2 separate regions of the Homo sapiens genome follow, and region 2 is linked to region 1. Evidence: chromatin loops called from intact Hi-C (ENCODE). Cell type or tissue: GM12878. All regions are shown on one strand.

Region 1 (4,000 bases):
AGTGAACAGAGGTCGCGTCACTGTACTCCAGTCCGGGTGACAGAGCGAGACTGCATCTCAAACAACGACAACAACAAACTTTTTAACTGAAGTTTCAGGTTGTGATACAATTTATGTTGTGCTGGCCTCTTAATCTTTTTGTCTTTTCTCTGTAAAGGTTTACATAATATCGTGGGATATTGGGAGAAATTTTCTATTGGCACCATCAGAGCTTAGCTTATTCTTTGTGACAGATTTTAAATTATATATTCATTTTTACCTAATAAATATAGAATGACTTATATTTTTTATTCCTCATTGTGACTATTTTGGAAAATAGTGCTTTTCGAGGAATTTGCTCATTGCATCTAAATGTCTAAGTTTATTGGTATCAAGTTATTTATATTGCCTTCTCATTATCCTCTTATTGTCTTTAGGATCTTTATAACTGTATGTTGGTGTTTTATGCTTTTTCTCTATTTTTCTTCATTGGTTCAGGTAGGAGATTATCAATTTTATTAGTCTAAAAACTAATTTTAGGCTTCTTAGATTTTTAAGTATTGCATGTTTGTTTTTTATTACATTGATTTTTGTTCTTTATTATTTTCTTCTTTCTATTTCTTTTGGTTTTAATTTGATGATTATCTTCTAGGTTTCTTGAAATAGTTACTTAGGTAATTGCTTTTCAGCCTTTTTCTCCCATTATAAATGCATTTAATGCCACAAAGTTCCCTCTAAGTATGACATTAGCTGAATGCCATACATTGTCTGTTTTTTTTATCATTTAAAATATTTCATAATTTCCATTGTGATTTCTATGTTGACTTCTGGATTATTTAGAATAATCACATTTTCTTGTTAAATTGACTCTTTTATTATTATAAAATGTTCTTTGTCTCTAATAATAGTTCTTGTCTTAAAGTCTACTTTGTCTGATATAGCAAAGCTACACAATTTACTTTTGGTTATATTTTTTCTATCCTGTTAATTTCAACCTTTCATAGTTTCTATATTTAAAATATTTCTTTTAAGCAGCATAGTTTTTGGCTCATTTTAATTGAGTCTGACAATGTTTTCGGTTTTTAATTACTTAGTTCATTTACATTAATATAATTAATTCTATATCTGGGTTTAAATCAACCGTCTTATCCATTTTTCTATTTGTTCTATATTTTCATTGTTTTTTAATATTTATCCTTTCTTGACTTCTTTTAGATTAACAACCTTTTTTTGGTTGTGTTTTTGTTATTCCATTTCATGCCCCTTCCTTTATTATTAGTTACATATTCTCTTATTATTCGCTTGCCTTAGAGATTGCAAAATGCATTTTTGACTTTGTGAGTGTCCCTTAAATTAATGCTTTCACCACTTTTCAGACAGTGCAACGACCTTAGAATGCTTTATTATATGTAGTTTTGGAGACAGGGTCTCAGTCTGTCACTGGGGCTAGAGTGCAGTGGCACAATCACAGTTAACTACAGCCTCCACCTCCTGGGCTCAAGCAATCCTCCCACCGATGCCCCACCCCACCCCAGGGAAGCTGGGACTACAGGTGCGCATCACTGCATCTTGCTAATTTTTTAGATTTTTGGTAAAGACAAGGTCTTGCTATGTTGCCCAGGCTGGTCTTAAACTGGGCTCACGGGATCCTCCCACCTCAGCCTCCCAAAGCGCTGGGATTATAGGCATGAGCTACCACACCTGACCAGAACACTTTGATTTTATTACCTTCTTCTTGCCTTTTATACTATTGCTGTTATGTGTTTTAATTGAACATATAAGATCCTCAATAAAAATACTATTTAAAACTCAGTATTGACTTAGATTTATCCTCATGTTTCTGCTGGTTCTCTTCATTCCTTCTTGCACCTCCAGCTAAGATCAATCTCTACCTGCTTAAAGAAAACCTCTTCAGTTCTCTATTAGTGGACTCTGCTGGTAATACAGTCTCTCAGGTTTCTTGATTTTTTGTTTGTTTGAGTTTTTGAAAATGACCATCTCTGCAGCTTTTGAATCCTGTTTTCTCTGGGAAGAGAATTTCAGGTTGGCCATTGTCTTCTTTCAGGACTTGAAAGATGACAATGCATTTCTTTGGGCTTTTACAACTTCTGTTGAAAGTTAACTAGAAGTGTCATTGTATCTTTGAATGTAATGTGTTTTTATTCCCTTTTCTGTTTTAAAAATGTCCTTAAAATTTTCCCTTTATCCTTTTTACAATGTGCCTGGGTGTGGTTTTCATTACATGTATCCTGGGAGGATTCTTTAACCTGTGACTTGATATCTTCTATCACTTTTGGAAAATTACAAGCCAGATTATCTGCAGTGCATGTCAGACTTTTTCACCACGTCCCAGATGTCTCTTATGCCCTTTTTATATTTTCTACTCTTTGTTTTTCCTTTCAGGACTTCAATTTAGGTATTTTCAACTTACTTATTTTCCCATTCCTTAATTCCCTCTCCTGGGCTCAGTCTGGTGGTATTCTCATGGGGAAAGCTGGTCTGATACTAACCAGCCCATCGTAACTGAAGATATCCTCTGCAATCATTTTAAACTCTCTGGTCATTTTAATTTCACTTTGCTCACCTTTCTCAATTCTCTCTCCCCTTTATCTTACCGTGTTTCCAACTCAGTTTCTTCTCTTGAGTATTGCTTCACTTCTGGGCTCAAGTGATCTTTCCACCTCAGCCTCCCAAGTAGCTTGGACTGCAGGCATGAGCCACTGCGCCCAGCCTGTGTTTCTGAAATGGTTTCACTTTTTATCTCCCTGCTTTTCCATGCTCTGCCAACTCACATTTCATCTCTCTCTGTGCCTTGCCATGTCTTTCCTGGGCTCTCGAATTTGTGTTTCATGCTCTCCTTTGAAAAGACTAAATGCTTCATTAATTGCTTTTTTAAATTTCTGGCACTGCGTTTGGTTAACTTTTCATCTGTTTCATGGCAATGGCTTTTTTGGTGAGGGTTTTTCATGCCACTTCTCGACTGTTACTTTCATCTTTTCCTTTATTGTGGTATCTTTGTTTAGATCCTATGACTTTTAAGAAAAAATATTTTGTAAAGAGGTGAATTCTTCCTAGAGGCTTAGATTGAAGAGGGGCTAGTGCTATGTTCCCGGCTAAAGATGGCTGTGTGTGTATGTGAGAAAGTTCTTTTATCCTCTATTTTTCCCAGATACCATAAGCAGGGTAAGACAGTTTGCACCATGCTGCCTCACCATCAGAATGCCAGCCTAGCTTGTCTGTGTTTTTTCTCACTCAGTCCTGCCTTTCTTAGTTGTTCAGACTATGGATTTAACCAGCCTAGGGAGTCTCCAGTCACAAACCTCTAGACTGTTCCTATTGGTCCAAAAAGGGGCTGTTGGCTTTGCTACTCAGGGCATGTCCCTTACTTTGAGGAACTAGGCTTTCCTGGTTTGACTGATGGTTCCATCTGTGGGCATCCTCTCTCATTATCTTCCCACACGCCTGCTTGACCTTCACTGTATTTGGAAGTCCTTCCTCTTCTATTTTGGTTCAGGGTTCAGATGTCTCTTAATTTCTTTCAAGATAGAGTTTTGTTCCTGTTTCTTATTCTCCTTCTCACTTTTGGGTGATTTCTCAGAGAAGAGGGAAATGGTCCTCTTTATGCCACATTTAAAAACCACAGGCTTACCCTCAGAGTCTTTTGCATTCTGCATTATTTTTAGTTTCAGTTCTGTATCACATATAATCTTTTTATGTTTTTAGAGACAGGGTCTCACTCTGTCGCCAAGGCTGGAGTGCAGTGGCATGATCATAGCTCACTGCAGCCTTGAACTTCTGGGCTCAAGTGACCCTCCCACCTCAGCCTCCCAAGTAGCTGGGACTACAGGAATGAGCCACTGCATCCAGCCTGCATCATACATACTCTTTTAAGAGTCATTTAAGATTAGGATTAGGGACCTGAATTCAAGTTTAAATTCAGTCTTGCCTGGTGCTACCAATGCAAATAGCTCAACTGAAGTGACAGTCAAATCATCTGATACGGTCACACATGGCTAAACTT
Region 2 (4,000 bases), 120 kb before region 1:
GGCATTCTAGTTGAGAGCTCAGCTGAGGTCCCAGCTAGAAACTAGCATCAACATGTAATGAACATGCCTCCAGCTCCCAGCCATCAAGTCATTTCCAACTCTGAAATCTCCCCAGCTGAGTCCCCAGATCATGGAGAAGAGACAAGCTGTCTTTGCTGTCCCCTGCCTGAATTTCTGACAGAGTTTGAGAGCATCATAAAATGGTTATTTTATGCCACTAACTTTTAGATAGAAGTAGATAATAGATAAGTAGAGCATGAGATGAGAATATAATTATGTACTGATGTCAATTCTTCATTATACTAGGAAAATACTTAAAGCCCAAATTTTGATCACGAATGAACATCCTCATCTTCGTAAATGTAGTGCAGTCTAATTCCACAGCTAATTTCCTAATTGCTGGAATAAAGAATCAAGGAAGAATCACAAGATAACATATATGTTTTTCTCACCATTATTTTGGCTCTAGATGTGGTTAGAGAGTTCTAGGGTTCTTAGATGGTCCAGCCAAGGAGGAATCAGGCTAAACATGCAGTGGTTTGGAGACAACCCATGCCAGTGTTAAATATTTGGGCAAGATTCACAGACAGGGCAGGTCCCAACAGGGCATATAATATTAGAGAGAATGACAGAACAATGGGGGAAAAGGGCCATGTTACTGCAGAGATGAAAGAGTAAAAAGAGAAAAAATAGTGAATACTAAAGAATTTTCATTATTTATGAGGTAAGAAGTTTTAATTGTCCTCCTAATAGTCTGAATATTTTATATTTCTCTCTCAAAGCAAAATTCTTTGTTGATGCAGTCTGCATTTCGCTAGTCTGGAGACATTCATAGATGTACTTTAAACATGAAGGCCTAGGAGGAACAAATGCTTCCCTGTTCCTGCTACATCAGAATGGAAACTGCAGTGATGACAGCAAGGGTGGGGACACCTTCTGTTGCCATAGCCACTTTGGTAGCTAAGTGTCTGATTTCAGTGGATAGTAATAATTTTTAAGGATAAATTTGCCTTGCTGTCATTTAAGGAATAAATATACTGACAGAATAAAACATACTTCTAAAAACACACACTGTAAAATAACTGGGTTCTTAAATCCATGATGTGGGCTCCTTACCTGAAAGCCCTATTGACACCACTGCCAGCCGTTCAATTGTTACTAAAGGGCGCTCACTAGAACAGGTACTGGTGCCTGACTAGTTGTTTCTGGCAAACAGGAAGAGCAACTATACCATTACGCTGAATCTTCTAAGCTAACTTCCTTTACATCTATGGTCCTCCGGGGAGCAATCATTAAGGGCTGGGAGTGAACACAAAATAGCTGCTGGAGGGACTGTTTTATCCAACTCAAAGAAAGCTCTCTCTCACCTTTAGGCACCAGAACAGACTTTCACCGCATATAGAAAGAGAATCAGCACAGTATGTCTCTTTACAGATGTGAGAAGGTATCAAAAGACCAAATAATTTGGTTGTGAGGAGGCAGGAAAAGTGTCTCCAAATTCACATGCATGTACCTATTTTCCTTAACACCTGAGGTAAAACCATCCCCCTGTTATCACAGGGAAGCTGTATTTAAAAGCGGTCTCTCCAAGTCACAAGACTGGGTTTCGCAGGTCTGAGATCCTTCTCTGGGGGCCTGCGGGCAGACCCCTGGTAACTGGGGGCAGCAGTGGTCAGTACATCAAAAGCAGGGATAGCCACAAGAGAAGCCTCTAAGGAGTTACACAGCTGATCATCTCACAAAGCAAGGGGAGTTTCAGCTGAGTAACAGCCCTTCGTACACGACAGGGGAGGCATGCTACACAATTGCATGATGTGCACATTCAAACTTAAACCTGGTTTCCCACACACAACACTTAGAAATAATCATATAATGTGATTTACAATTTGCTATTCCTTCTTCACCAAAATGAGCAAGGGGAAAGAGGAGGGAGAACCACAGGAATCCCCCAGAAGGAACCGAAAGTATGTTAATTATCTTATTAAATATACTTACCTTTTCTGCTGATATGAACTGAGTCCAAGTGTTGTCTCGGTCTGTAAAAGGAATAAAATAATGATTAAAAAACTGAAGCCAAATATTTATATTACAGACATATGGAATATCCAAAATATTCTATTTTAGTTTCAACATTCATTTTATACCCATTTGGATTTTAAGGTTAAACCTGGTCTCCAAATCACATACAATGACTAGATCAAATTGTAAACACACATGAAGTAACAGAAAGTAATGCGATGGATTTTTAAAAGTGTGCCAAACCGACACATCCTGAGAACAGCCCCTTTGACAATCACTTTGTGAGGCTGCTGTGCCTCGGACTGTTCCCTGCTCACTAACTGCTTGCCAGGTGCTGGTGGTAATGATTCCCACTGTCATGGAACTCAAGGTACAGTGGGTGGTGTGTGTGAGGGAGATAGTCATTTAAAAATACATATTTATATACTGAAATAGGATTATCAAAATATTGAAAAGGTGCTGTGAACAGGAATAAATAGTTGCCATACTTAAACACATCATGAAGGAAGGCCTGTCTGAAGAGACAATATTTACATAAAAACCTGAAGGATTAAAAAAAGCAGTGTGGCAGTGGGATGGATGGTGGTAGAGAAAACAGCACATGTGAAGGCCCTCATAGAGAGCAGAGGTTGGTATGTTCAAGAAACAGATGGCAGGTCTCTCTGCTGGAGCTGGGAGAGAAGGAGAAAATGAGACTGGAGGGCTAAGCAGAGGCCAGATAATGCTCTGCCTTGTAAGGAAGTCATGGGAAGAAGTTTGGTCTACTTTAGGTTTTAAAGATAAGGAAGATGAGAAAAAGTAGGAAGTTGGAGGCAACAGCTGTAGTTCAGGTGATGAAGAAATGGAAGTTCTTATTGATGTACGAGAAAATGCCAATGCTATAAGGAATACCATCAGTGAACTTATCCCAAAAGGTTATCTGCTACATCAAAATGAGAAAAAACAGCATTATTTTTTCCCAATAATATATATTATTTTGAAATAGTATTTTGGAGACTGTTTATGCAGAAAATGTGGCAGATGTAGAAAACTGTCCTAATTTTTTCAAGATGCGTACTAGGTAAAGTGTAAGGGTGTCCTTAATTTTCTTTGAGATGTCTTGGCAAAATAATTTGTGTGTGTGGGGAGGTGTATGGATAAAGCAAACACAGCAAAATGGTAATAACCGTTGAGTCTGGGTGGTAAATGAGTTGGTATTGGTTGAGCTCTTCTATTTTCTGTAAAGAAAAATTTCTTTAACTTTTTATTATGAAAATTACATCTATTCCCCATGCAGTGGGAGAAAATATTTATAAATCAAATATCTGATGAGATTAATATCTAGAATATATCAAGAACTCCTGCAACTCAATAACAGAAGAACAACCAAACTAAAAGGTGGGCAAAGGACTCAAACATTTCTCCAAAGAAAATACACAAATGGCCAGTAGGCACTTTAAAAGATGCTCAACATCACTAACCATTAGGGAAATGCAAATCAAAACCACAATGATACCACTTCATACCTGTTTGGATGACTACTATTTAAAATTTTAAAAAGAAAATAAGGATCTTTGGCAAGGATGTGGTGAAACTGGAACCTTTGTGCACTGTTAGTGTGAATATTAAAATGGTGTAGCCACTATGGAAAACAGTATTGTGGTTCCCAAAAAAATTAAACATAGAATTACCATACGACCCGCAATCCCACTTCTGTGTATATACCCTAAAGAACTGAAAACAGGGGCTCAAAAAGATACTGCATGAACCCACATTCACAGCAGTATTATTCACAACCATTAAGGGGTAGAAGCAACCCAAATGCCCATTGACAGGTGAACAGATAAACAAAATGTGATTTATACATACAAGGGAATACGATCCAGTCTTAAAGAGGAAGAAAATTCTGACACATGCCACAACAATGTAAAAGCGTTCCTATTTCTCCACATCCTCCCCAGCATCTGTCGTTTCCTGACTTTTTAATGATTGCCATTCTAAC

The links. Hi-C counts contacts between places; a loop is a spot of excess contacts. Peaks named below come from ENCODE experiments on the same cell type or tissue, not always from the same donor. Only the 100,000 strongest peaks of a DNase experiment are listed, where the experiment ranks them.
Region 2: a loop joins it to region 1, with 5 times the contacts of the local background. A loop is called at or near these places in 1 of 110 quality-filtered maps.

What each region holds. Positions count from the first base shown.
Region 1 is chr2:98,023,796-98,027,795 of GRCh38, forward strand. No RefSeq gene overlaps it. Among named protein-coding and RNA genes, the nearest start is that of TMEM131, 30 kb to the left of the region's middle. RefSeq lists silencers at 3,231-3,290, 3,941-4,000 and an enhancer at 3,681-3,800. In GM12878, a CTCF peak has its summit at 1,902; DNase peaks (open chromatin) are centred at 3,446 and 3,946; H3K4me3 peaks cover 1,771 bases; H3K27ac peaks cover 2,036 bases.
Region 2 is chr2:97,906,663-97,910,662 of GRCh38, forward strand. It overlaps TMEM131 (transmembrane protein 131), which reads right to left. Exons shown (of 41, transcript NM_015348.2): 3 at 1,996-2,036. Among named protein-coding and RNA genes, the nearest start is that of TMEM131, 87 kb to the right of the region's middle. RefSeq lists an enhancer at 1,486-1,595. In GM12878, no CTCF peak of the experiment used is centred here; a DNase peak (open chromatin) is centred at 1,808; H3K4me3 peaks cover 1,098 bases; H3K27ac peaks cover 3,659 bases.